Linked DNA regions of Homo sapiens: all the other regions are linked to region 1. A link is a contact called in ENCODE Hi-C or POLR2A ChIA-PET data. All regions are on one chromosome and are shown on one strand. Each heading gives the region's core, a stretch centred on a gene start or an enhancer-like site at or near the end of the contact. The rest is flanking DNA. Distances are from core to core; before and after follow the strand shown. Region 1 holds the start of HNRNPH1 (heterogeneous nuclear ribonucleoprotein H1). Region 2 holds the start of TRIM52-AS1 (TRIM52 antisense RNA 1). Region 3 holds the start of RACK1 (receptor for activated C kinase 1). Region 4 holds the start of TRIM7 (tripartite motif containing 7). Region 5 holds the start of NHP2 (NHP2 ribonucleoprotein). Region 6 holds the start of HEIH (hepatocellular carcinoma up-regulated EZH2-associated long non-coding RNA). Region 7 holds the start of MGAT1 (alpha-1,3-mannosyl-glycoprotein 2-beta-N-acetylglucosaminyltransferase).

Evidence for each region. A loop is a pair of places that touch in the nucleus more often than their neighbours do. ChIA-PET counts read pairs that join two places held with the same protein, here RNA polymerase II (POLR2A). Pooled maps may share reads with other maps.
Region 2: a map of naive thymus-derived CD4-positive, alpha-beta T cell shows a loop between it and region 1 (15-fold over the local background). The contact joins the promoter of TRIM52-AS1 here to the promoter of HNRNPH1 in region 1. A Hi-C loop is called at or near these places in 1 of 168 maps with a recorded cell type or tissue (naive thymus-derived CD4-positive, alpha-beta T cell) and 10 of 50 pooled maps. POLR2A ChIA-PET finds 5 or more read pairs at or near these places in 4 of 52 experiments (CD4-positive, alpha-beta T cell, activated T-cell, activated naive CD4-positive, alpha-beta T cell and 1 more).
Region 3: a map of CD4-positive, alpha-beta T cell shows a loop between it and region 1 (6-fold over the local background). The contact joins the promoter of RACK1 here to the promoter of HNRNPH1 in region 1. A Hi-C loop is called at or near these places in 1 of 168 maps with a recorded cell type or tissue (CD4-positive, alpha-beta T cell), 1 of 37 single-sample maps with no recorded cell type and 14 of 50 pooled maps. POLR2A ChIA-PET finds 5 or more read pairs at or near these places in 2 of 52 experiments (BJ and naive thymus-derived CD4-positive, alpha-beta T cell).
Region 4: a pooled map shows a loop between it and region 1 (5-fold over the local background). The contact joins the promoter of TRIM7 here to the promoter of HNRNPH1 in region 1. A Hi-C loop is called at or near these places in 7 of 50 pooled maps. POLR2A ChIA-PET finds 5 or more read pairs at or near these places in 3 of 52 experiments (CD4-positive, alpha-beta T cell, activated CD4-positive, alpha-beta T cell and activated CD4-positive, alpha-beta memory T cell).
Region 5: a map of CD8-positive, alpha-beta T cell shows a loop between it and region 1 (10-fold over the local background). The contact joins the promoter of NHP2 here to the promoter of HNRNPH1 in region 1. A Hi-C loop is called at or near these places in 2 of 168 maps with a recorded cell type or tissue (CD8-positive, alpha-beta T cell and vagina) and 8 of 50 pooled maps. POLR2A ChIA-PET finds 5 or more read pairs at or near these places in 1 of 52 experiments (activated CD4-positive, alpha-beta T cell).
Region 6: a pooled map shows a loop between it and region 1 (10-fold over the local background). The contact joins the promoter of HEIH here to the promoter of HNRNPH1 in region 1. A Hi-C loop is called at or near these places in 4 of 50 pooled maps. POLR2A ChIA-PET finds 5 or more read pairs at or near these places in 2 of 52 experiments (CD4-positive, alpha-beta T cell and activated B cell).
Region 7: a pooled map shows a loop between it and region 1 (34-fold over the local background). The contact joins the promoter of MGAT1 here to the promoter of HNRNPH1 in region 1. A Hi-C loop is called at or near these places in 2 of 168 maps with a recorded cell type or tissue (ascending aorta and naive thymus-derived CD4-positive, alpha-beta T cell), 7 of 37 single-sample maps with no recorded cell type and 16 of 50 pooled maps. POLR2A ChIA-PET finds 5 or more read pairs at or near these places in 2 of 52 experiments (activated CD4-positive, alpha-beta T cell and activated CD8-positive, alpha-beta memory T cell).

What each region holds. Positions count from the first base shown.
Region 1 is chr5:179,621,685-179,625,543 of GRCh38, forward strand. It overlaps HNRNPH1 (heterogeneous nuclear ribonucleoprotein H1), which reads right to left and starts at 1,987. Exons shown (of 14, transcript NM_001257293.2): 1 at 1,911-1,987; 2 at 1,353-1,480. The coding sequence starts at 1,449. The region is part of intron 4 of LOC128966623 (a long non-coding RNA gene); the gene reads left to right. RefSeq lists enhancers at 1,759-1,928, 1,984-2,278, 2,028-2,813, 2,814-3,598.
Region 2 is chr5:181,259,071-181,262,929 of GRCh38, forward strand. TRIM52-AS1 (TRIM52 antisense RNA 1) reads left to right here and starts at 2,142. Exons shown (of 3, transcript NR_102762.1): 1 at 2,142-2,314. It overlaps TRIM52 (tripartite motif containing 52), which reads right to left and starts at 2,073. Exons shown (of 2, transcript NM_001346048.2): 1 at 931-2,073. The coding sequence starts at 1,743. RefSeq lists enhancers at 1,774-1,823, 2,004-2,053 and silencers at 2,194-2,343, 2,454-2,703.
Region 3 is chr5:181,242,298-181,246,156 of GRCh38, forward strand. It overlaps RACK1 (receptor for activated C kinase 1), which reads right to left and starts at 1,609. Exons shown (of 8, transcript NM_006098.5): 1 at 1,395-1,609; 2 at 1-48. The coding sequence starts at 1,503. SNORD95 (small nucleolar RNA, C/D box 95) reads right to left here and starts at 1,079; the gene lies at 1,017-1,079. RefSeq lists enhancers at 1,404-1,463, 1,564-1,703, 1,784-1,853, 3,179-3,859, 3,327-3,376.
Region 4 is chr5:181,203,870-181,206,445 of GRCh38, forward strand. TRIM7 (tripartite motif containing 7) reads right to left here and starts at 1,327. Exons shown (of 7, transcript NM_203293.3): 1 at 720-1,327. The coding sequence starts at 1,241. RefSeq lists silencers at 586-655, 696-1,025, 1,286-1,605.
Region 5 is chr5:178,151,836-178,155,694 of GRCh38, forward strand. NHP2 (NHP2 ribonucleoprotein) reads right to left here and starts at 2,050. Exons shown (of 4, transcript NM_017838.4): 1 at 1,823-2,050; 2 at 1,656-1,725. The coding sequence starts at 1,982.
Region 6 is chr5:180,829,591-180,833,449 of GRCh38, forward strand. It overlaps HEIH (hepatocellular carcinoma up-regulated EZH2-associated long non-coding RNA), which reads right to left and starts at 2,028. Exons shown (of 1, transcript NR_045680.1): 1 at 364-2,028. It overlaps LINC00847 (long intergenic non-protein coding RNA 847), which reads left to right and starts at 1,367. Exons shown (of 3, transcript NR_045679.1): 1 at 1,367-1,639; 2 at 3,083-3,270. It also overlaps a transcript of ZFP62 not described here. RefSeq lists silencers at 1,593-1,642, 2,003-2,132, 2,573-2,742.
Region 7 is chr5:180,800,710-180,804,568 of GRCh38, forward strand. MGAT1 (alpha-1,3-mannosyl-glycoprotein 2-beta-N-acetylglucosaminyltransferase) reads right to left here and starts at 2,097. Exons shown (of 2, transcript NM_002406.4): 1 at 1,971-2,097. RefSeq lists enhancers at 1,409-2,116, 2,117-2,823, 2,967-3,076, 3,531-3,859 and silencers at 1,927-2,286, 2,457-2,536, 2,547-2,596.

The sequences.
Region 1 (3,859 bases), core at 737-3,236:
TCAATTTCTCAGAAGATTATCAAGCCTGGACTGTGTGACTTTACGGCAAACATACTTCGTTGCGAGCTGTTTTGGTCTGGGGCATTTATCCGTTTTACCTTACCAGTAGCCACATTACGGTTTCTCATTCAAATTCAAATTACAAGCCCAATACTCACCTGAAAGGGGATCAGTGTTACCAAGCTAAAATGCTCCAAGTTGCACAGCTGAAGCCAAACCCAGTGTTGCCCCCTGCAAGGCGGCTTCCAGCGTACTTGGTTCTTGTTTTACAGGTCGCTTTCCGTTACCAACGCTAAATTCAGATAGTAAGTCAATACTACAAACGTCTTGCCAAAAGCTGTTAATTTCATCCAAATAGAATTTTAATCAGTCTAATTTCTTTTTCCCAGTCTAATAATAGGAACAAGGACATTCTGATAGAAAATATTCAGGAAACCTATGTACTGCAAAAACACTTCCCTGGGCTTCAGTGTCTTCAACTGTATAGTGAGCCAGATTAAGAACTAGATAAGAAAACACTCTTCAATTATCAAATCTTGATTAGGAAAACTGAAATTAAGACGTGACATTTTAACTTTCCGAAGAATGCTCCTTTTTAAGAAAACACCAAAACTGGAAACAAGAGGTTACACTTCAAGATATTGCAAAACATTACTATTATTTGTCTAATCACTCGGCCATTTTCTCAAGATTGAGGAGGAAATCCCACCTATGCCAATTTATCCTTTCGAAAAAAGACACCCGGGCCAGGCGCGGTGGCTCACGCCTGTAATCCCAGCATTTTGGGAAACCGAGGTGGGCGGATCACTTGAGGTCAGATGTTCGAGACCAGCCTGGCCAAAATAGTGAAACCCCGTCTCTACTAAAAATACAAAAATTAGCCGGGCGTGGCGGTGCGCGCCTCTAGTCCCAGACACTCGGGAGACTGAGGCAGGAGAATCGCTTGAACCCAGGAGGCGGAGGTTGCAGTGAGCCGAGAACGCGCCACTGCACTCCAGCTTGGGTGACAGAGACTCCAACTCAAAAGAAAAAGAAAAAAAGACACCCATAAAAGAAAAGCTGGTGTTCAAAGATAGGTAAAGAAAACAAAGTCTGCCAAACCTGCCGCACTCCCCCAAGGGCCAGGAGGACGGGCGGGGCTTTCGAAATTTCCATTGCGTAACAGCGGGCCGCCGGGCGCGAGCAGCACAGCGGTGAGTGTAGTCGCCCGCGCCTCGCCAGGGGGCGCCCCGGGTCCCACCCGGCCCGGCCCGGCCCGGCCCGCCCCGCCCCGCCCCGCCCCAGCCCGGCCGCCCGCCAGCCCGCCCGCCCCGGCCTCGAACTCGAACTCCCGCGTCCTAGTTCTAACTCACCAGAAAAAAACCTCTGCACTTCATCGGCCGAGCAAGACCAGGGCAAGCCCCGGACCTTCACCACGAATCCCTCTCCACCTTCCGTGCCCAACATCATCGTCTCTTACGCGGTCCGGCGTCGAAACAAACTGCAAAGCGGGGAGGACCAGAACTGAGAGCGCCAATTAAGCTGTCCTTCGCCTCCGAGGCGCGCCCGGGCCCGCACCGCCCCCCCACGGAGCAAAAACCGGGCGGATGCACCCACCCCGGCGACTCCAACACCTCCTCGTCCGGCGACCGGACCCCCAAAGCTGTCCTGAGCAACAGCTGTCGGCGCCCCGAACCGTGGGGGCCCGGGCCGAGAGCCAGCGTAGAGGAAAGGAAATGGCGGCGGCCGCTTCCGCTCCGCCTCCTCCGACTTCTCACACAATAGAGTCGGCGCGGCCTGCAGGCCTCAGCGGCGGTGCCGAGATTCAGCGAACCACTCGCGGCTCTCGACGGCAGCCTGCAGCTCGCCAAGGTCCCCGTGGCCCTCCCAGAGATATGGGGACAAACAATCCTCGCAAAAACGGTACCCACCGTGGTCGCTGAACTGCAAGCGAGGACCCACCGCGACTCACCTAGACACGCGACTTCTGCGTGGCTAAGACGAAATGGCCAGCGGGCGCCTGCGCAACCTAAATAAGGTCCCTTGTGCGAGTTCTGCGCACGCGCAGCCAGCTGCCCGCACCGCCCCGTTGCGTCACAAAGAGCTCTGGCGCATGCGTAATTTCAAGAGCCAGCCCACCTCCCGCCGGCGGATTATTACACGCTTGGGTTTTGGGCTCAGCACCCCCACCCATAAACCCGCCGGGCTTTTTGTTGCGCCTGCGCCTTCCCGCGAATATTGAACTTCGGAGTCCTAGCGGTTTATAATTATTTCATGCGCATGCGTCTTCCTTGAAACCGTTCTCTAGCCTTACCCGCCAGCGTGGGGGAGGGGAATGGCGGCCGCCTGTTCCCTATGGGACTGTATAGGAGTCCCGAGCTCTGGGTTGTGATGAGGTGGGCGTCTTTCTACCCCTTGCCCCCAGGCTCTTACCGGCGCGCTCCTGGCCGACCTGAAAGGAGGGGCGCGGCCTTCAGGCGTTCCCACTCCCCGCGCCGCCTGTCTTCCCTTTATCCCCAAACCGGCCGAAGCTGGTCAGCTGCAGATTGTCGAACGTCCTGGGAGCTGCGGGGCTGCGGACGTCCCGCGCCCGAAGCCACCCGTATGGTGCCTGGGGCACGTCCCAGCCCTGTGTGCCTCCACTTCCCCTTACCTGCCGTCGTCGGGCCTAGGGCCCCGGTCGGCGCGAGGTTTCCGTGCCTGTGGCTCGCGCCTGTACCCAGCTTTTGCCTAACGAATTCGCACCCTGTGTACCCCTTGACCCGCCTAACGGTCGGCAGGCCTTGACTGCCCTGGGGCCCTGGCACGAGGAGGGATCGCGAGCGCGGGCTCCACGGGTGCGCGCCGGCCTCTGCGCTCGGTAGGTTACCGCTGCATCTCCCAGAGCAGAATTGGTAAGAGTGCGTCCATTCACCAGGCGTAGACGCTGCATTCGAGGAGGCCCCCGGGTCACCCCATGTGCACACATGCTGCGAGATGACTAATGTTCGTGGTTTCTAGCAGCACTGCCCAAAACCTAAGATGCCGTAGCCTCCCAGGCCTCCCCATGTCTGATTTGGCTGCCTTCCTCACCCCAGCTTTAGTGGACACAGACAATACACAAATTAACAATAAGGTAGTGCTGGACCCTGCCGCAGAGCTACCTTAGCTAGTGCAAGCCTGAGTGCCACCCTGGGAAGATGCGGACAAAGCATGTTTCCAACCCCAGTGCCACAGAGTCCGAATCCAGTTTTGACAGGTTTGAGAAAAAGTAGAGAGGACATCAAAAGAAAGACAGGAGCCCAGAGCTAAGCAGGGCCTGATCTTCAAAGGCCACTTAGGCCTTGGCAAGGGTGTTATCTCCGAGAGAAGGCTTTGGCAGGTGATCAGCAGGGGAGCCGTAAACCCTGTGTAAAGGAAAACTCTTGCTGGATGTGAGGGGGATGCAGATGGAGCAGGCAGGGTGAATGACGGTACATACCAGGCCCTCTACTACAAACTGAACTAGAAGCACACACCTGTGGTACCATTTCAGAAGGCACTTTGGCTGAGGTAATCAAGAAGAGAGTCCGGCCAGGTGCGGTGGCTCACTCGTGTAATACCAGCATTTTGGGAGGCCGAGGCAGGCAGATCACTTGAGATCAGGAGTTTCAGACCAGCTTGGCCAACATGGTGAAACCCCATCTCTACTAAAGATACAAAAATTATCTATGCATGCACACGCCTGTAATCCCAGCTACTCTGGAGGCTGAGGCAGGAGAATCACCTGAACCCAGGAGGCAGAGGAAGCAGTGAGCTGAGATCACACCACTGCCCTCCAGCCTGGGCTACAAAGACTCCCTCTCAAAAAAAAAAAAAAAAAAAAATTAGCCAGGCATGGTGATGCATGCCTGTAATCCCA
Region 2 (3,859 bases), core at 892-3,391, 1.6 Mb after region 1:
ACTCATGCTCATTGTCATTGAGACAATTATCTAATGCTTAGAAGTCAAGACTAGAAAGCAAGGCATTAACCATATCAGCACCCAAACAAGGGAAGACAAGTTACAAGAAAGCCAAATAAAACAGCAAACATTTGTTTAGTGCTTTATGGTTAACATATATGATCTCTTTTAATCCTTACAATCCTAGGGAAAAAGTGAAGCTCAAGGAGGTTGACACCTGCCCAAGACTAGACAGTAAGTGGCAGAGCCAGGTCATCTGATCCTAAATCCCGCACTCCTTCCACTATGATAAAATACCAGGAAAGAAAAGTGATCAGGATATGAGGCACATTCTGATCCATCAAAGATGCTTATATGCTTTGCCTTTCTCTAGAAGGAAAACGGACCCCACTGAAGGTAGAGATGCAATCCCAGACTTTCAGAGGGGGGGTGTGGCCAATTGCTATCAGTAGTTTAGGACTCACATCTGGCATTTCTGTCTACCAATACATCTATTTTGACACTGCTTGTGCTGAGGTCCCAAATGTCTATTATCTCCAAGTACTGTGGCTTTCTATTCCTATCTGTACCTGTCCCAGGGAATTGGTCAAGGACTCACATTAGGGAGAAATGAAGTACTGGGTATCTGTTACTCACGTCCCTTACACTTAGGTAGACTGCCAGTATTAGCAGTAGTGGTCCGCTTCCAGTGACCGTCATATTATCTGTTCAGCTTCCTCTGGGGAAGCCAATCTGCCCCAATCTTCATGGTTTTGTGTCTCCTTTTTTACCCATATGACCATCTCTCTCCACCGTGTCTCCCTCATCAAATAAAGAGAAGTTTAGCAACTAAGTACCTGAGGAGGTGGGAAAGGAATGCTACTCATTCCTCAGCTCTCCTAGTTACCTTTCCACTCCCTTCATCCCCCCACATTCCCTCATTTCTCTCACCTGGTACTCCTGCACCACCTCCTCCAAAGGCAGCACGCTGTGCTGTTTGTGGCTCCTGGATTCTCGGCACACCACACAGATGGCCTCTTTGTCCACCTCACAGAAGAGTTTCAGGGCTTCCTGGTGTTTAAAGCACATGCCCTGATCATTACTCCGGTTTCCCCGATAAGGAGTGGGGCACATCTGGCGAATTATCTGGACCATGTTGGCCAGCTGCAAGTTGGGACGAAAGCTGCGACGTGTAAAGCTCTTTCGGCACTGGGGGCAGGTGAACTGCCCTGGAAGGGGCAAGGAAGGAGGCGGGTGGATGTCAGGATACAGCTCTTCATCTTCGTCCTCATCGTATGCTTCCAGTATTTCTTCTTCTCGGTAGACATCAATTCTCAGGTCAGGTCTCAAGCCTCCTAGGTAATAGTCCTGATCTTCCTCTTCTTCTTCTTCCTCCTCGTCCCACATATAGTCTACGTTGTCCCAATTAGTTATACCACTGTCACCGAGCCAGAGTTCATCGTCATCTTGGTCTTGGAACAACTCTTCGTCAGCATTCCCCCGATACAACACCTCTCGAATGGAGCCGTCCCATCCATCCATGGCCCCCACCGCTTCCTCGTCCTCCTCCTCCTCCCATTCATCTTCCTCCTCGTTCTGGTCCTCCTCGTCCTCCTTACTCCACAGCTGGGTCACACACCCTCGGCAGAAGTTGTGCCCACAGCTGATGGACACGGGGTCCTTGAAGTAATCCAAGCAGATGGCACACACCGCTTCCTCCTGAAGGGTCTGCATGGGGCTGGGAGTAGTGGCATAACCAGCCATCTTAATGCCCGCCGGCAGGTGTAGATACGTCAGCTTGGAGCTGAGGAGCGGGGACGCGCCTGCAGGCCTGCCTCCAAACTACTCTGGTGACCCGAGGCTGTCCTCAACCTTGCTCTTCTTCCTCGGGGCCGCAGGGGAGCTTTGACCCCCTCTCTCAGGGTGCGAACGCCCAGATCCAGACTCACAGCCTCTCTCTGGGATCGGTGGGGACAGAGCAGGCTGCAGCCCCCAGCTGCTCGGTCCTGTCACGTCTCTCGCTACCCTCAGGGTGTGCCCTACACTGCGGCGTCCGCCTCAGATGCAGCCGCTGGCTACCCTGCCCGAGGCGACGCAAAATGACGTCTCGCTCCTGCACACGCTCTGGAGAGACGCTCTAGGCCGGCGGAGGACCACGTCTCTATGGTGTGCCGGGGGCCGCGCGGGCCGGGAGTTGGGTGGGCTGGGGGACAGGCGCGCCCGCGCCGCCCGCTCCAGCTGGGCTAGTGCTGCACATTCCGGCCAGCCCCTCCTCAAGACCCCATTCCCAAGCCCCTTCTCAGCTCCCTCGGGCCGGCAGAGCGGCTCTGATCAGGTCAGCGGCGGACGCCGGGAAGAGGCCCGGCTTGGGAGAGGTGGTTTGGTGGGTTGGCTGGTTCTAGATGGTGGGGGGGTCAACACTTGAGGGGGACTGGGTCTCCGAGCCGTTGTCCAGCCTGAGCCGGAGCCCCAGGAAGGTTAGAGGGAAGGGGGATAAATCTCTCCGGAAGCCCCGCCCGGGCCGGGGCCGAGTTGGTCCGCGGCGGTGGGGAAGCCTGGGACACCACCCTGGTGCTGTCGCCCGTCCCGCCGTCCGCGCTTGGGGTGCCTTTGTGGGGATCCGGGCGCCGCACAGCTGGGAGGGCCTGCCGCCCGGGAGGCTCGGATCCGGGGCGCCCAGTGCCCCCCGCTGCCTTCCGTGAGCCGTCGGGCCCCAGCTCCACGTAGGCCTCAGACCCAGCCCTGTTTCTGCTTGCGGGGCCGCGGCTGCGCAGTATTGCGGCGTCTGCCAGCAAAGCTGCGCCCCGGTCGTGGGTCCCCTGAGGGGGCCGGGGCTCAAGTTCCCTTCGGTGCTGCCGCCTGCGTCGGGCCAGGGTTCCGAGTTCCAGCCCTGAGCTCTGTGAGCTCGGCCGGGAGGGGGCTGGATTTGGGACCACACTTCCTCACCGCCGTGGTTTAGACTTAGTTTGAGAGCGGCTGGCCCCTCCTTCCTGTCCCGGTGTCCTCCGCTGTCTGTTATGCCCTTCACTCCTCCCTGGGGAGGGAGGGCTGGGGGCGCTGTCTGGGTCTGTTTTCCACCCCAGCGGGGCCCTAGGGCAGTGTCATTTAGACTCCACTCTGTCACCTTTCCTGGAGAGGGGACCTGATCCAGGGCTGAGAGGTTTTTTTTTTTTTTTTTTTTTTTGAGATGGAGTCTGGCTGTTGCCCAGGATGCAGTGCAGTGGCGCGATCTCGGCTCACTGCAAGCTCCGCCTCCCAGGTTCACGCCACTCTCCTGCCTCAGCCTCCCGAGTAGCTGGGACTACAGGCGCCCGCCACCACGCCCGGCTAATTTTTTTTTTTTTGTATTTTTAGTAGAAACGGGGTTTCACCCTGTTAGCCAGGATGGTCTCGATTTCCTGACCTCGTGATCCGCCCACCTCGGCCTCCCAAAGTGCGGGCTGAGAGATCTTACAGTGGGAGGGGGAATCAGGCCCTGGGGAAAGGCTTCTCAGGGGTTGTCTCCTTCTGTCTTCTGTCTCTGCAGGTAGGGATAGAACCAGGTCAGGCCTGGATTTGTAGTCCCAGAGAACAGAGGATGGAGATGGGGGCTGGACGCAGCTCAGAGGGGCTGGTGCTCATGGGCTCTGTGTATGCCTTCTCCTGTGGCCTGGTTCTGTGTACAGATGTTCTACCCCAGTGCTGAGGGCCAAGACACCCTCTTGGCCTTGGTGCTGGGGGCATCCTGGGGCAAGGAGTGTAGGCAGAACTCCTCAACATTGGAGATTTGGGGAAATTGTGTCCCCTCCCTTTTAGACTCCTGTAGCCCCCTGCAGTGGCACGATCTGGGCCCACAGCAATCTCCACCTCCTGGGCTCAAGCAGTCCTCCCACTTCAGCTT
Region 3 (3,859 bases), core at 359-2,858, 1.6 Mb after region 1:
CATAGTTGGTCTCATCCCTGGTCAGTTTCCACATGATGATGGTCTTATCTAAAGGAGGTAAAACAGAAGAAAAATCAGTGAGGAACCCGCAGCCCGTTTAACACACTGGATAATTCACTAAGTGTCAAGGTCATGAGTGGGTTAACAACAACTAAGGACGCTTAAGGAGGGATGGAAACAACAGACAAGAGCAGTTACAGACCAGGACTGAGTGGCTCTATTCCAGACTAAAAACGCACGTAGAGGTAAACTGTACCCTGATAACTTTTTTTTTTCTTGAGATGGAGTCTCGCTCTGTCGCCCAGGCTGGAGTGCAGTGGCATGATCTCGGCTCACTCCAAACTCCACCTCCCGTGTTCAAGCAATTCTCCCGCCTCAGCCTCCCAAGTAGCTGGGATTACTTGGCCAGCTGGCACCTGCCAGCACGTCTGGCTAATTTTTTAACTAGAGATGCGGTTTCACCATTGGCCAGGCTAGTCTCTAACTCCTGATCTCAAGTGATCCACTCGCCTCTGCCTTCCAAAGTGCTGGGATTATAGGCGTGAGCCACCGCGCCCAGCCTGTATCCTGAGAACTTAATTTAGGTGCCAGAAATACAGACACCCTTTCCTGAAACTCAGACGAACTCAACAGCCACTTTGTGTCTTCTCTGCAACCAAATGCACAGCAGTTTGTGGCTGTAGAGTAGCTGGGGCCTCCTATGCCTACCTCTGAGGGCCGACAGAAATGTAGTAATGAATGCTGGAAAAGCCACTTCAGGCGCTACAGGATTGGATGCTTTTACTGAAACCTGTCCCACTCAACAAATTTTACGATTAACAGCCAGACATGATTCAAAAGTCAGACAATTCTTAACAGTGTAGCAGCAAAGCGGAAGCACAAGAAGCGTCTAAACGCAGTCAGGAACACAGGGATAGGGACGGGGAGAACCAGGGGCAGAAAAAGTAGGCCGACACTTGAGCCACGAGGTCCTCTGGAGTCCACCTGCCTCCCCACGAGCCTTGGGCCGGGCGGCAGCTCAGAAACAGCCTCTGGATTTCAGCACCGACACTCAGATGGCATGTTGGGGTCATCACCGCCCCGCCCGGCCCGTAGGCCCCCGGCCACACTACGAAGGAGAAGGCAAAAGATATTTTAAAAGTTTCCAACTCTCCAACCCTCCTAGCAGCTGCGAGCTGATGTACACGTAGGTTCTCATCTGCAATGTGGTTCGCCCGGGTTGAGGCCTAGGCTCGGGTCCGCACGCCCCAATTCACAATGGGGCAGAGAAGTCTGTCAGTCCCCGCCAACTCGCGCGCCACCGGCCTGCCACACCACACGCGGAATTCCCTACACGACACGCGGAATCCCCCAGCCCTGCAATCTCGGGTCCTGAAATCTACCTTAGTCCGTACCTCGAGAGGCGGAGAGGATCATGTCCGGGAACTGCGGGGTAGTAGCGATCTGGGTTACCCAGCCGTTGTGGCCCTTGAGGGTGCCACGAAGGGTCATCTGCTCAGTCATGGCGGCGGCGAGAGCGTGTGTCGCTGCAGCGACGAGGATGGCACTGGATGGCTTAGAGAAACTAGCACCACAACCTCTCCTGCCGCCGCCTTGCAGTGAAAGAGAGAGAGAAAAGCCCCCCGCCGGAACCGGAAATACCCGCTCGACCATGCAAAATGGCGAGCCCCATGATACATTTCTGCTCAAGATGGCGGCGCCATGTAATGCAAAAGGCAGAGGGAAATTGCAAGGCATCACAGTCCCGTCTTCCGTACAACAAAATCTGACTGCACTTTACAAATACACTCTGAAACAAGCACATTCAAGTGTTTAAAAAGGCTTCTCAGGGATGATGTAGAGCGAGAAGCGAAAGAGGTGAAGTGTACGGCACATTCCCATGAGGACCGCCGGGCTGCTTCCCCGCCCCTATGTGGCATAGCTCGAGCTCCGCCTGTTCCACTTGGTGCGGGGAGGGTTGACGGGGCAACCCCAGGGGAGCTTAATTTTCATTTCACTATCGTGGGTAACGATGGGCAATTTAAAAAGTAGAGTATTAAAATGTTAAAAATAAACTTTAAAACTGTGCTTCCGGAGGGTGTTCTCCCCTCACGAGGTTTTTGTTCTGATGCACACCAACTCCGGAAGGACTTAGTCCAGGCTGGACTAAGGCAGGAGAGGGTTACTCTGGATGAACTAAGAATTGGTCTCTTTTTCCCGGGCGCGGTGGCTCATGCCTGTAATCCTACCACTTTGAGAGGCCGAGGCGGGTGGATCACTTAAGGTCAGGAGTTCAAGACTAGCCTGGCCAACATGATGCAACCTCTTTCCAAATAAATAAATAAAAAAAATTAAAATTAGCCAGGCGTGGTGGGGGGTGCCTGTAATCCCAGTTACTCGGGAGGCTGAGGCAGGAGAATCCCTTGAACCTGAGAGGCGGAGGTTGCAGTGAACCGAGATCGCGCCACTGCACTCCAGCCTGGGCAGCAGAGCGAGACTCCGACTCAAATAAATAAATACATACATACAATAAAATAATAAAGTAAAAATTGCCCTGTGTGTTGCTAGACTGCCAATCCGTTCCTGCCTAGGCCAGAACACGGGAAGCTCTCGCAGAAACGGAAATGCCCAAAGGAGGACCTTAAGGTTCTGACTTCTGGGGACATCTAGTGGAAAGCTCTCTCTGGGCCCAGCCAGCGTACACAAAAGCCCAGGGGTCTGGGGGTCCAACTGTGCCCTGAAGGACGTGCCCAGACAGGGAAGCGGTGGAACACGGATACCTAACTGTCCTTCTGCCTTCCGCTCGACCGCAGGAATTTAAATAAGTAATGGCTCCCATTCTCACCCATCTCTGACTATAAGAGACAGTGTTGGCACCATGTCTATTCAAGTAGTTTTAAACAGGGGCACAGATCAGGATGATAGCAGCCACCAACATCTATGCAAAATAAAGGGGGCATTATACCTAAGTATATACTTTTCTATTTGTGACATCTATCAACTTTCGTTTCTCATCTGTGAAATGAGATTGGAAATAATATTAGTATCTACATTACATGGTGGTGTGGAAAGTGAAGAAGCAAATGTAAAGCGCCCTGAACAAGGCAGAGTAAATGTTGTGAAACTTAGCACCTCTTGGGTGCCAGGCCTTATTTTAGGTCTTGGGGACACAGCTGTGAACAAGACAGAGGGGGGACCCTGGTTTGTTTTATTTGCAGTTTACTTCCTACGGTATGCGAAGAGGGGAGAACATTGGAACAGAGACACGGAGAGAGCCCTGCGGGTATATGGGAGAATAATGTTCCTGTGGAGGGAAGTCAAATGGGGGAAAAATATTTCAATCGGAGGGAAGAGTTAGTGCCAACGTACTGAGCTGGAGTGTGGAGGGGCTGAGGACAGAGCAGGGAAATGGAGGGTGCAGTTAACCTAGGGCCTTGAAGGCCTGGAGAAGAACCTTGGCAATGTCTGCTAGAAAGCCTGCGTAAAGGCAGAAGACAGGCGAGGGAGGGTGGCAGAGCTGCCGGAGGCTGTAGACGCCCAGGTGTGCAGGGAAGGCCAGGATCCCTCCCTGAAACAGCTTGCTCTCCTGGTCCTCTGCAGGTTCCCCTGCCTTCCGCCGCAGTCTCCCTTGGGCTTTCCGGGACGTTGTCCTGGCTGTGGTCCTCCGCAGCCTGTGGACCATCCTAAGGCTCCAGGTTTGTATACATCACCTGCCTCCTTGGCACCCCCAGCTGACTGTTCTTTCGCTTTTCCAATACGGGACTCAATCCCTACCCAGGTGATTGTGGTGGTCGTGGAAGACCGCTGCCTTCACCCTCCCGCTAACCAGCTTGCTGCCCCCCACTCGGGTCATGCCAGCGCCTCCCTGAGCCCTCGGGCA
Region 4 (2,576 bases), core at 77-2,576, 1.6 Mb after region 1:
TCCGGCAGCCCTACCCCTAGTCGTCTCCTCTACTCTCCGCCCCCCCACCAGGAAGCCCCGTGGCTGGGAGAGTTGGAGCAGGATGGGCCAGCAAGGAGAGACTGGGGACTGCCGCCCGAGCCTCCCCGCCCCGCCCTCACCCCTGCACACACCCTCGCTGAGGCTCAGCGAGAAAATAGCAAAGAAAGGGCCCCCAGAATCGACAGCGTTGGCACAGTCAGACGGCTCTAGGTGCGCGGCTTAACCCGGGAGCCCCCTCCCTGGACATCTTGGCGAGGTCCTCTCACTCAGTTCCACGAGGTGGGGACTTTGAGCAGAGCCCGCTTCGGGGAAAGAGATAAGAGTGGGGGCAGCGGCTGCGTGGCTGTGCCGGAGACTTCCCGCGGGCAGAGAGCTGCGGAGACGCAGACCAGGCTAGAGGCTCCGAACAGACAGGAAGAACATCGCCAAGTCCGTGGGGGACGTCGCGCAGGCGGCCCAGTATCTGGCCCAGAGGGAAACGCAGTGGGGGTGGGGTGGGGGTATTGGTGATGTTGGGGGTGACAGAGAACCGCGCTCAGCCCGGGAACCAGCGCTGGGCTTCCTGGAATGGAGAAAGAAGGGAGGGGCTCACCCGGGCCTCCTGATCGACAGGCTGTTCTCTGCACCCCGTGCGCGGGAGCGCGGGACCAAGTCAGGGGGTCCCGGGGACCCACGGGGTGGGTGGGGGCTGCGCTCACCTTGGCCTCCTGCACCGCCTCGTCCAGCGGCAGCACGGCGTGCTCGCGGTGCTCGCGGGCGCGGTCGCACACCACGCAGATGGCGCGTCCGTCGTCCTGGCAGTAGAGCTTGAAGGGTTCGCCATGCTGCCCGCAGCGGGCAGCCGCTGCCCGGGCCGCGGCCGCCTGAGACCCGTGCTCTCCCGGGGCAGCCGCGGGCAGGCTGAAGCGCCGCAGGAGCGTGGCCACTGCCGCCAGCTGCCGGTTGGGCCGCAGCTGACTGGGGCGCGCGGGCTCGCGGCACTGCGGACAGGGCAGTGGGAAGGGGGGCGCGCGGGTGGCGGCCCCAACAGACCCCGCGCCCGGGCGCTCCCAGCAGCGCCCTATGCAGGCGCGGCAGAAGCTGTGGCCGCACTCGACGGACACCGGCTCACGAAAGAGCTCTAGGCAGATGGAGCACGTCGCCTCGCCCTGCAGCTCTGCCGCCAGCGCTAGAGCCTCGGCGCCGGTTCCGGGGCCGGTCCGCGGTCCCACAGCCGCCATGCGCGCTCTCCGCGCACCCAGATCTGGTCGCGCCTGGGCGGCCACTGGACCTCACAGGACGCGGAGCTGGGCGCCGAGGGCCCACTGGGAGAGGAAGGGCGGGGCTGCCACTGGGCAGGCAGAGACTCGAGCCCGGGGCGCGCCCGGCTGGGAGCCGGGAGGGGAGGCGCACGTTGACTACGGGCCATTCAAGTGCGGGACAGCGCCCTGCGCCCCGGATCTGCGCTCCACCAGCCCCCGCCCTGGCCAGCGGCCTCTCCCCCTCGCCCCCGTCCCTCAGACTCTCCAGGCCGCCCCAGCCTGACCCAGTCAGCCGCGGGAAACGGGCCGCGACAGGTGGGCGCACAAATGCTGCCAGCGCCACTCCCGGTTTCCGACCGAGGCCGACCCAGCATCGCCGGGGCAAGGGCCTGGCGCTCGGGCCACGGTGTCAGGTTCCGCCAGCGCAGGTTCGCCCCGGCCCTGTGCTGAGTTAAATTTAGAGACTGGAACCTGGTCCTGTCCCCTCACGCGCAAGCGTGGCCTTGTATCCATTCCATTACCTTTTCTGCGACTGTCCTCCGGCTTCTTTACTCTTTACTTAGTATTTGAACAGATAACACATTTATAATTTCCCATTGTATTCAGTATTATTCCCCCCCCACCGCACACACACACACACACACACACACACACACAAACCTCAGCGCTCTCTTGTCCCCCAGCTGTCTCCACAGCCCCGCAGCAGAGCTGCCTGTGTTATCCGCTTCCACACCCTCTCTCCTCGCTCACTCTGGAGGCCACTTGGATCAAGCTTTCGCCCGCACCCTCCTCAGAAACCGCCCTTGCCAATGTCACCGGGAACTTCAGCAATTCTCACCCAAAGGCGAAGACCTCGCCTCACCTCATCTGCCCCCGGATGCTCCCTCCTTCCCGACTTCCCTTCTCAGGGCCTTCCAGGACCCAGTGTCCCCGATCTTCTTGCTGTTCCTGAACCCCGTGGCCTCTGCGCTGGCTGTTCCCCTTGCGTGGACCTCTTTTCTCCCACCACCTGCATGCTCCCTCCCACCTCATTCAGGTCTTGTTTCAAACGTCTCTGCCCACGAAGCCCGCCCCGAACGCGCACACTGTGTAAAGTCGTCTCTTAGCGCGCTCCCTTCTCAGGGCCGGCTCTGTGCCCGCACTCTATCTCCTCTGGAATGTCAGCTTTCAGATGGACTGTACTAGGTTTGTTCACGGCTGAATCCTGTTTTTAGAGCAGTTCTTGGCAAGCTCAGTAAGGTTTTCTTGGATTAAACTTGGTTCGAAATTCAAAAGAGGAGCCGCAGTTCACGGTGGAAAGTAGGCCCATCGCCT
Region 5 (3,859 bases), core at 800-3,299, 1.5 Mb before region 1:
TAGCCATCTGCCTGTTTGACAGTTCTCCTGGTGTGGGGCGGGGTGGAAGTCATGTGTCTCTACAGCACCTCAAAAACTTACCCAGACCCAAATTTGTGATCTTTCTACACAAATCTGGTCCCCCTCCACTGTTCACATCTCAAGATTGGGCCCTCTGTCCCTCCAGCTGGGCATGTCAGAACCTAGAAGTCGTCAATACCTCCCCATTCTCCACATCTGAAAGTCCTTTCAAATCTGTCCCCTTTAACTCTGTCTCCACCATCACCTCTCCAGGACTACAGTAGTCTACTACCTGAACTTTCCCAAACCTACTCGTACCTCTCTAATCCTTTCTTCAATTGTCAGAAAAATCTTAGGGTGTAAAAAATAATAAAAATTATGTCACTTCCTGGCTTTAACCCCTAATAGCCTCCAAAGTGCTGAGTATAAAAACTAAATTTACTGTGTCCTACAAGGCCCCCTAAGAAGGTAGCACTTCTGCTCACCAGACCCTCTCCTGCCCAGAGGCCCACTCTTTCTTCTGGCAGAATCCTCCCACCCACCCCCCAATTAATCCCTGTGTCTTAAGACCTCAGCTCAAATGTGACTGCTGAGGGAAACTTCCCCAGATGCGCCCTCCCCAGCTAGGTTAGATGCCGTTGAGCATCAAGTCTGCCCAACATTATTGATCTCTTGAGCACCTACAGTTTCACTTCTTGGGATAAAGCAAGGAGGCCCTGTTCTGAAGGAGCTTACCATCTGGCCTGAGAGGGTGATAAAGGGAAGAAAAATGTAAACAAGGTTCAAACTTTGATAAATGCCATTAAGAAAAGTGGGGTGATGAAGTTATCATTGCACTCTGTTATTTTCCTTCATGGCTATCTATCACAACGTGTAATTAGTTGTGTGTGTGTCATTATCTGATGAATGAATGTCACTGTTTCCCCCATAACACAGTGCCTGAAAAAGAGTACATTCAATTGTTAAGGCTGCCAGGCGCGGTGGCTCATGCCTGTAATCCCAACGCTTCGGGAGGCTGAGGCAGGAGGATTCCTTGAGCCCAGGAGTTCAAGACCAGCCCGGGCAACATGGCGAGACTCCTCTGTCTCTGCAAAACAACAATAACAACAGCCAGGCGTGGCGCAAGCCGGTGGTCTCAGCTATTCGGGAGGCTGAGGTGGGAGGATCGCTTGAGCCCAGGGGGACGAGGCTGCAGCGAGCTGTGATCGCACCACCGCACTCCAACCTGGGTGAGAGCTAGACCCATCTCAAAAACAAACAAAAACGTTAACGTTCAGTTCCTTAAATACAGAGCCGGAGAGGGGTCATCCCTAGGACTGAGATTCAGGGCTGAGAGGATTAGGGCGGGGGCCGGAGGTAATCTGAGGCAAGGAGCGGAGCCCGGGGAGGAGGGTCCCTGAATTAATGAAGGTGGGTTTACTCTAAGGGACTTTGCTTACACAATTCGCTTCACTTTGGAATTCACTTTGAGCTGGTATACGTGGTGTACCGGTATTGTCGTACCGGTATTGTACCAAAGGGACTTTACCGACTGCTTGATTGGCTTCTGTATATGGGGCTAGGTCAGAGTTAACCTTTTTACTGCGCGCCTACTAAGTAGAGATTTCTCCGTTAACGTTTAGAAATGCAAAATCCAGAGGAAGGAAGGTTCTTACCCTTTTTCTCCTTTGTTGACAAATTTCTGAACCTCTTTCACCCCGCGCCGAATCTGCTTCTGCTTCACCGCTGCAACGACAGAAGAGTCGGTCGGGGGCCTCGCTCAGCCACCCGCGCACCCATCCCACCCGCGCACCCATCCCGGCCACGCCGCCGTCCGCCTCACCTTTCTTGATGCATTTGTAGAGCTTCCGCGTGAGGCGGCGAGAAGCCAGGGGCTGCGCGATGGGGTTCTGGTTGACCAGCAGCTCCTGGTAGGTGCGCTCCCCGGAACACGCCTCCGCCTGAGCCTCGGGCCCGTCGGGATCTGCCTTTATTTTGGTCATCGCAGCGGCCGCTGAAACCTAGTCCCAGGGAGGCGAGCCCACGCGGTCCACAGCTTTAGGCATCACTTCCAGGTCATCAGCTGCGCGAGAAGCCGCCGTACAACACGGCCAATCAGGAAAGGAAGTCTCCGACTCAGCCCAATCGTTGACGCCCAGCTTCGTAACTACGGAGAGCGGAGAGGGGCGGAGTCATGGTCCTTAAGGCGGGGCCATCCCCGGACCAAGGGACTGGGCGGAACCGATTAGGGCGGAGCGGAGGGAATGTGAGGCAAGGGGCGGAGCCCTGGGAATCGGGGCCGGAGAGGGCGGGGCTCTGGGTGCTGGAAAGGCTGCCTCGTTTTTTTTCTTTTTTGAGGCAGAGTTTCGCTCTTATTGCCCAGGCTGGGGTACAGTGGCGCAATCTCGACTCACTGCAACCTCCGCCTCCCGGGTTCAAGCGATTCTCCTACTTCAGCCTCCCGAGTAGCTGGGATTGCAGGCATGCGCCACCACGCCCAGATAATTTTGTATTTTTACTAGAGACAGGGGTTCTCCATGTTGGTCAGGCTGGTCTTGAACTCCTGACCTCAGGCGATCCGCCCGCCTCGGCCTCCCAAAGTGCTGGGATTACAGGCGTGAGCCACCGCGCCCGGCCTAAGGCTGCCTCCTTTCTTGCATAATTTTTCTTTGTTTTCTGACCCCTGGACCCGGCTGCGCAGGTGTGAAAGATACAGAGCAAGGGATGACCCCACTGACCTGCGTCTGCACCGCTTTTCCACAGATAGCGTGTGGCTCACTCTCATCCCGCAGGGTTCCGTTTCAGTGTTTCCCATGGGAGAGGTTTCCCTGGTGATTTTATCTAAAATTGCCGTCCCCTCTCTCTCCAAACCAGCATCCCTTCACCCGCTATTTTCCCGCAGTTCTTACCATTGCCTGACGCTACACATGCAGAGGGCCTAGCCGAGAAGCCAGCCGGGGCTGAGGGAAGGACGGCTCCAGCGAAGCCGGGAACAGCGGAGGGAAGGCTTTGGGGACTGAGCTCCCTGCCGTGCAGGGTGAGAGCTATGAGGAGCTACCCTTTGGACGGGTCTGTAGAAGGTAAAGGGACAGAGCTGCCAGGGCGTGGGGGGCGGTGGCAGGCCGAGATCCAGTGGATCTTGGTATCTCTGATTAGCCTCTTCCACTATATTTTGGAACTCTGGATGGATATTAATTAGATAATCGCTGCAAATTACTAATTTGTAATACTAATTACCTTTGATCCTGATGTGGCAGGCCTGCCATTTTTGTGTTGCTGGAACAGGCCAGTAAGTAGAAACTTAGAAGTGTTCCGGTAGTTGTGGGTGGGAACACAGGTCAGTTAAACCAACTTAAAAATTGGCCTTTCCCGGGTGTGGTGACTCGTGCCTGTGGTTCCAGCTACCCGGGAGGCTGAGAGGGGGCTCGCTTGAGCCCAGAAGTTAGAGGCTTCAGTGAGCCATGACTGCACCTGTGAATAGCCACTGCACTCCAGTCTGGGCCACCCAGGAAAATCTTGTCTCTAAAACAAAACAACAACAACAAAAACCTTGTAACTCTGAACTAAAGTGCAATAAATTTTGTTTTGCATTAAATAAAAACAAATAGGCTGGGCGCGGTGCCTGTAATCCCAGCACTTTGGGAGGCCGAGGCGGGCAGATCATGAGGTCAGGAGATCGAGACCATCCTGGCTAACACGGTGAAACCCCCGTCTCTACTAAAAATCACTCTGTCCAGCAGAGTGATGGAGAATTTCACTCCTGAGAACCCAGTTCAAACAAATTCAAACAAATGGGCTCGCTTGACTGACCTCACTCAGAGCCTCGGTTGTGAAGTCCCTTCAGCTCTTACATGGAAGGAAAAAGAAAGTTAACATTTAT
Region 6 (3,859 bases), core at 778-3,277, 1.2 Mb after region 1:
ATATCTGGCCCCTATCGGGTTCCCCCGATAGTTCTATCTAAATTTTTATCTGAAAAATAAGTTTCTCTGCTTTAAAAAAGAAACTTTGAAGACCATTTTACAGAAGAATTGGTTTGCCAAGGTGGAAAGAGAAGCTCATCAGTGACGTGACTTAGCCAAAAGCACTGGTTATACCTCTATACCTCGGAGCCGACACTGAAAGCCCCGGCCATAGTCTTTCTGCCCCAAGGAAAGCCTGGGGTGGGGGTGGGTGATATTGTCAAGAGCCAGGCCCCAGCTCCTCATACACACAGCTCATTTGCTCTCCCTCCCAACCCCCACCTTCATACTTCTTCCACACGCATACCAAAGAAAATAAGAATCTCAAGGTTGGAAAATCCCACTTTACTTCAAGTGAAGTCACTGGGTTGTCCCCATGAAATATCTCCACAATGGGTGTGCTAGACCTTTACTCTCTGTGGCACCACCAAGACCCCCTCACCCTGCCAGAGCCCTCTGAAGTGTACTCAGAATGGAGGGGCTGGAAGTGGGGCCAGTGGTCCTGGTAGTCAGCCTCCCCTTCTGACACAAGAATTATCGTGGAACAGCTTGTGTGACCGATCAACTGGTCTCTCCATCTTTAAGCCATTGTCTTGTTGACTCTGTTACTGCAGAGTTTGGGGAGGTCTCATGGCTTCTCGCATCCTATTTCCTGAGCTTCCCTGAAGCCAACTTCTGGCCACTGGTATGTGATGCGAGCACAGTGCCTCCTCCTGCTCCTCCAGGAAGCTTCTGCTGATTGAACGCAGGCCAGATGGCGAGATCCGGAGCAACCTTCTTAGATCAAGGGAAGAAAGGGGCACAAGAGGGGAGTAGGTAACAAGATAAAAGGAGCTCCCTCCCTGATGACTACAGAGCCATCGTGGCAGCCCTGGGCCTCCATTTCAGACGTTCATCTTGCCTAAGCCACCACCATCAGGGTCTCAGTCAGTCATCATTCTCATTTACTCGGGTGGCTGGGTGAGGGCGGAATACTACCTTCCAGCTGTCTGAGATTAAGCCTAAGCCACCACCATCAGGGTCTCAGTCAGTCATCATTCTCATTTACTCGGGTGGCTGGGCGAGGGCGGAATACTACCTTCCAGCTGTCTGAGATTAAGCAGAACAGCAGCTAAAGCAGTAACAGCAGGTCTCCTTCAGCAGCTTGCCACAGGGAAGAGGGTCCCGCGTGAACCGAACTCAACTTCCACCTGCGCAGAGGTAGCTACCATTTGCGTAGAGGTAGCTGGGTCTTTAAGGTTAGAGGGAAGGCGCAGGGAGGGAGAGACGGCGGGTGGGGGTTGAACAAAGTGGAGATTCACAAAAGCAGACTAGGGCGGGCGACGTGATCAGATGACCTGTGCGGGCGGCAGCCTCCTGCCCTCCTCCCCTTCGTGCGCCGGCTGGAGCGAAGAGTTCTTTTGACAGCCGTGAGCTTCCCCGCCAGGAACTTACTGGGGCTGCATCACCCTAGAAACGTGGCTTTGGGCTGTGGAAACGCTGCCTCTGTGGAAGTCTCTCCTCGCGGGGGTGGACGGGTCGCTGCGCGCCCAGCGTTCTTCTGCGGTTCTCACAGCCCGCCGCCGCCGCCGCCTCGGGGACCTTTGCGGGGAGGCCTCAGGTCAGCGCCGCCCTTGCGATGGCGGGAGAGCAGAGCGGCCCCAGGGCCTCTGAGCTCCGGCCCCGGCACGTCCCGCCCTCTCCTCCGCTTGCGGGAGCCGGGGCGCCTCGGAGGGAAACCTTCCGGACACAGGCCGGGAGAAGAGGGGCCGTGGCGCCATCGCGCAGCTTCCTGGTTTCGGCCATGTTTTTTTTTTTTTGAGACGGAGTTTCGCTCTTTTTGCCCAGGCTGGAGGGCAATGGCGCCGTCTCGGCTCCCTGCAGCCGCCGCCTCCCGGGTTGAAGGGACTCTCCGGCCTCAGGCCGCGGTGTTCTTGTAAATTAGAACCGGCCTATGCGCCAAGCGCGGGTCTCGCGGCTGCGGAGAGAGGCCCAGCAGGGGGCGGGGACGCCGGGAGGCGGGGCCTGGCCGAGCTGCGCACACCCGGGTGGTTCTGGCTACGGGTACCCGGACCTGCCCAACGACCGTTCTCCATTCCCGACCTCCGCACCCTACCCGGTCCGCAGGGCACCTTCCTCCTCTCTCTCAGGCACGTCCTCGACCTCAGTTGCCACGTGCACATGCTGGTGCCTTCCAGGTCGGTCTTTCTCCACCAGACTCCACCTGGAACTTTCTTCCTTTTCGTCCTGTGCTGGCCTAACCCCTGCTCGGCCTCGGCCCTCAGCTGCCGGCTCTAACAAAGCCTCTGTCTTTCCCAGACCCCTGTGACCAGGTCAGGCTCTGCTCCCTGCGTTCCTCTCTCCTTGCTTCCCTCCTCCTCCCCTCCCCAGAATCGCTTGAACCTGGGAGGCAGACGTTGCAGTGAGCTGAGATCGCACCATTGCACTCCAGCCTGGGTGACAAGAGCGAGACTCCATCTCAAAACAAAAAACAAAAAACACAACTCTTGCTGGCTCCTTGATTTTAGCCCAGTGAGATTCACTTCTAATTTCTTTTTTTCTTTGAGACAGTCTGTTCTGTCACCCAGGCTGGAGTGCAGTGGCGTAATCATGGCTCACTGCAGCCTCAACCTTCCTGGACTCAAGTGAACCTTCCACCTCAGCCTCCCAGGTAGCCGGGACTACAGGGGTGCACCAGCATGCCTGGCTAATTTTTGCATTTTTTGTAGAGATGGGGTTTCACTATGTTGCCCAGGCTGGTCTGAAACTCCTGTGCCCCAGCAGTCCTCCTGCCTTGGTCTCCCAAAGTTCTGAGATTACAGGCATGAGCCACTGCGCCTGGGCTTCCATTTCTGATTTCCAAAACTCTAGGATAATAAATTTACATTGTTTTAAGCCACCAAATTGTAGTAATCTGTTACAGCAGCAATAAGAAATGAATACAGCCATGCTTGATAATTCCTTTATCAAAAGCTACCTATTGGTGTTAGGAAGTATTGTTTTAAATTCTAAGACAGTGTTTTCACTTTCTATCTTGTGCACTGACTACCTCATGACCCCTTAGGTACCAGTCAGGACTGGTAGACTTTAATGTGGAGAACTTCTGAAACAGCAGTTCTCAAAATGTTACCTCCAGACACACAGAATCTGCATCACCCAGGAACTTGTAACCATGCAAATTCTCAGCCACCCAGACTTCCTGCATCAGAAACTCTGGGGCCCAGCAGCCTGTGTTTTAACAAAGCCCTTCAGGTGATTCTGACACTTGCTCAAGTTTGAGAACCGCTGTTCTAGGAGCTGGTCCTGCAGGGAAAGGGTGGCCTCTCAGTTCAGGTTCCAGTGTGGCTGGGGGTGGGGGTCAAGGTGAGGGTTTGGTTGTTGTGTCTGACAGTCAGCCAGGCTTGAGCACACGGACTGTTTACAAGGCTGCACTTTCCATGTTCTGGTCAGCAGTCTCCTGGTTCATTCCGTTACGAATGGACTGTCACCCCAAAATTAATGTTGAAATCTATTTCTCTATTTGGAGGTGGGGCCTTTGGGAGGTAATTAGGTCATGAGAGTGGAGCCCTCATGAATGGAATGACTGCCTAAGAGAACAGAGATGGCTCACACCTGTAATCCCAGCACTTTGGGAGGCTGAGGTGGGCGGATCACGAGGTCAAGAGATCGAGACCATCCTGGCTAACACGGTGAAACCCCATCTCCACTAAAATACAAAAAATTAACCAGGTGTGGCAGCGGGTGCCTGTAGTCCCAGCTACTCAGGAGGCTGAGGCAGGAGAATGGTGTAAACCTGGGAGGCAGAGCTTTCAGTGAGCTGAGACTGCGCCACTGCACTCCA
Region 7 (3,859 bases), core at 847-3,346, 1.2 Mb after region 1:
GGGGAGAGAATCATAAACCCCACCACTAGGTGGGAAGTGGACAATGTCAAACTATAACTACATGTGGAAGGGGATACTTACGGGTGAGGCCCTTGAGGGAAAATACAATCTGCTACACCTTCCTTTTTAAATAGAACAACTGCCCTTAATCCTGACCTGAGTTCCTAATGATGTCATTTATGAGACTGGCATGCAAGGCACAGACTCAAAACTGGCTTTGACTTTCTAGAGTTTTCACAACTCCTTTAGGGAGGTGACACAGCCAATCCACACCACCAGGTACAAAGACATCTGCACCATGGTGGGAGATGAGAAGTGAGTCTTTTCAGTACAAAACCCTTCAGCTAAAACCGAGGTGGCTCTGGGTAGGCGCCACCTGCCCCTATGGGGCTCACTCAGTTTCTGAAGCATTTGAAGGACTGCCTAGGAGCTGTGAGATCCTTTCTAACACTCTGATACCATGGTGTTCTCCAGCCTATTTCCTTTATCTGGCAAAAAATGTTTCTTAAATAGCAAGTGAACACCAGATAGTCAACTTCCAATCATGAGCAATAAGCGAGAAGTTATATTTAGCTGTAAAATTAAGTACAGAAGTGGAAGAAATGGTAACAGATTTTCCCTTCTATCTCTGCTTTGCTTAAAGTTAAAAAGCACTACGTAAAAATTCCAGAAAATATAGACATGTCACAGGTAATGGAACTCTAACTGAACTGCTTTCATGTTCGTTCTTAGACCTTGGCTGGACTCCTGTATCATGTACCAGGCCCATAATTTCAGGACGGAAAAAAAAGAAAGGTAGTCAGAGAAGATACACTAAATAATTCAAGAGTTGAGAGAATAAGACCTAGGAGGGAAGGGATGCAGGTTATTCATCCTGGAAAAGAAGAGCTAAATACAAGTGCCACAAAAGGCATGAGGCCTGGGATTCAGGCGATCCAGCCAGCAAGCCAGGCAACTTTGGACAAGTCACTTGACCCACTTGTACCTTAGTTCTCTCATCTATAAGGTGACAGGGTTGATTTGGTTCATCACAAGGTCCCACTGCCTGGATACTGACGACAGTGACAATTTCCCTACTGCCCCGAACAGTAATGAGTTTCCCTTGTTAACACAGGCCACTGAGGTCAGGCATACCGCAGTGCTTCTAACAGTGAGAATGAGACACAGAAGCAGGGAAATGGGTGAGCTCAATGGTCCCCAGAATTGGGAAGGACCAGGACGCAGTGATTGCTGATGGAAGGCAGATCCTGGATGATGTGAGCACGTAAGAGCAAAGGCTACACGGCCTGAAAAAATACCGTAAATGACTGAAAATAAAGCTGGGCAACATCTCAGCCAGTGATGTTCTAAAACAAAACGGCAGACCCACTACAGCAGCAAGGGTTAACCAAAGTGAAGCTTCAGCCTTCAGGGAGCCGGCCAGCCACAGTCCCTCTACTTCAGAGTTTATCAGACGCGGGCACTGCACGTCCCGGGGCTCTCTACTCCACACACGTTAGCAAACAGGAAGAAAAGTTTTCTTGCCAACTTATTATATATATATTTCAACACTGAATCAACATTTCCTTTCTGCTGAGGAGAATCAGCCTCTATTAACTTGGGGAAAGGATGCTGGAGTGAGGTTAGGGGGGAAAGGCCACTCCCCAATCCCACCCCCTCCCTGCCCCGCACGCACGGACGCCCGGGGCCGAGTTTCACAACATCCTCCCCAGTCCGCGGAGCCCGCCCTTCCTCTAACAGCTGGAGGCCCGGGATTCCGAAAGCAGAAGGCGGAGTTCCAACCTCTCGGCTCGGGAAGGGACTAACGCGCAGCTGGCACCGGGTCGGACCGGGCCGCTCCCCAGCCAAGCCCCCTCTCGCTAGCACTCATGGGCACCGGGGCTTTGGGGCGACCCGACGTCCCTTGGGCTCCCTCTCGGCGCCCGCGAGGCCTCCCCCGGTCTGACCTCCGTCCCCGGACACCTACTCACCAGGTCCTCCCGACGTCCTGGCCCCGAACTTGGCCTGCTCCGGGGCGCAGGGAGCGAGCCCGGTGCCCAGGCGCGTCCCAAGCGCTGCCGCGGCCGCCTCGCCTTTCGACTCGCCAGCCCTTTCTGCGGCGCGCCGGGGCCGGACGGCCGGGCGGGCAACGTGGCCCTTCCCCGGCAGGCGGGGCGGGGCGGGGCGGACTGAGGGGCGTGACCGACAGCCCCGCCGCGCCCCGCCCCCCGGCCGGCGTCCGCCAGGCCCCCTCCTCCTGGCCCGCCTCCTTTCCCCGCCGCTTCTCAGTCAACCCAGGACCCAAGTTTTCCCAGGACCCCAACTTCGGGAGTCGGCTTTCCGGCTCCCTGGCGCAACCCTGAGGGTGGACGCCCGACCCCACCCCTGCCCTCGGCCCTCCAGCGCAGCTGCCCAGCCTGGAGCCGCGCCTGAAGTGGGCCCGCAGTCCAGGAAAGGCGTTCACCAAACCCTAGGCCAAGGGCTGGGAGCCAGTCCCCCCACCCCAACCCAGGGGAGGCTGAGGAGCCCGGGTGGGAGCCCCAGGGTCGCGTGGGGCAGGGACAGAACAGGAACCAGGGTGCCCGACGGGGGGCCGGGGGGAAACACCTGTGCCAAAGCAAGCCGGGGCCAGCTGTGGCTTCTTCCCTTTTGTTTTTCCTTGGTGGGTGGGGAATGAGAGCTTCAGTTCTGAGTAAAGAAAGCGAAGAGAGACCTACCAGCAGGGGAGGCCCACCAGCCCTAGGCGGGAAGGACTCGGTCACAAGCTTTGGCGGAAGCACCATGGAAAAGCCTAGAACGGGTCTGCGCCCGGCTGGTGTTTTAAAGGGGAGGAAGGTGCGGACCTGAAGAGGAGGTGGAGGTGGACCCAGGCCCACCGAGGGGAGGGAGGGACAGCTCTTCCATAGCAAATACCTGTCGCTGAGCCAGGAGTAAAGTCTGGCCGGGAGGAGGACAGACGCAGAAGACCAGGGGCTCCAGCGCACAGAGCCAGTTTCGCCAGCGATCAGGTCTGAGGCCTGGATTCCACGAGGCCGGTGCAAGCCAGGAGCCAGCCCCACTCCCTCGCCCAGCTCCCTCCGGCCTGGCCCTCTGCAGAAGCCTGATGCCCACCCAGCTGTCTCACCATGGGACCCCAGGCGGTGAGGGTGGGTAGCCGAGGACTACAGGCTGCTGGGTAGCTGACTTCCCCAAGAAGGGCTGCTGCCATGTGATCAGGACCCACGCCCCTGACATCAACCCCTCCCCCGTGTTCCAGAGCACGGAGCAGCCCGGAACTCTGCGGCCTGTGGTTACTGACTGACTGCTCACTAACTTGTTTCTACATGAAACCACGAATCGTGCAGGGTTCTAGAGAAACAAAGGGCCGCGCGCACCCGCAGGCCCCTGCGTGGAGGCGAGGACCTAAATCAAAACTGCTAAGGGGTCACCAGGCATGGTGAGGGGCCTCACGGGCCAAACCCTCCCTCGGCCTGTCCTTCAAGCCTCAGCAGCTCTGCGGAGTGAGCGTTATCATCCCCATTCTACAGATAACTAGTTTGAGGCTCAGGGTAAGTGCAAACGTGCTGCAAGCCACCAGACCTGGTGGGGAGCATAGCCAGGTTTTAGACCGGGCACTCCTGTGCGCCCCCCAACACCCCCGCACACATCCTCCAGCGCCAGTGCTTTGAGAGGGCTCTGTCTCCTCTCAGGCGCTGCCGTGAAGCCTCCGCTTAAGTGGCCAGAGCCCAGACCTGGAGGTGGAGTGGGAGAAGGGCAGGCCCACCGAGGCCGCCGTGTGCAGTGTGCGATGTGCGGGAAGCCCGTGGCTTCCACTTTAGCTGACTGCGCGCACTGTGGCAGGAGCCTCGAACCCAGGCGGATATGCCAGTCAGAGGCCAGT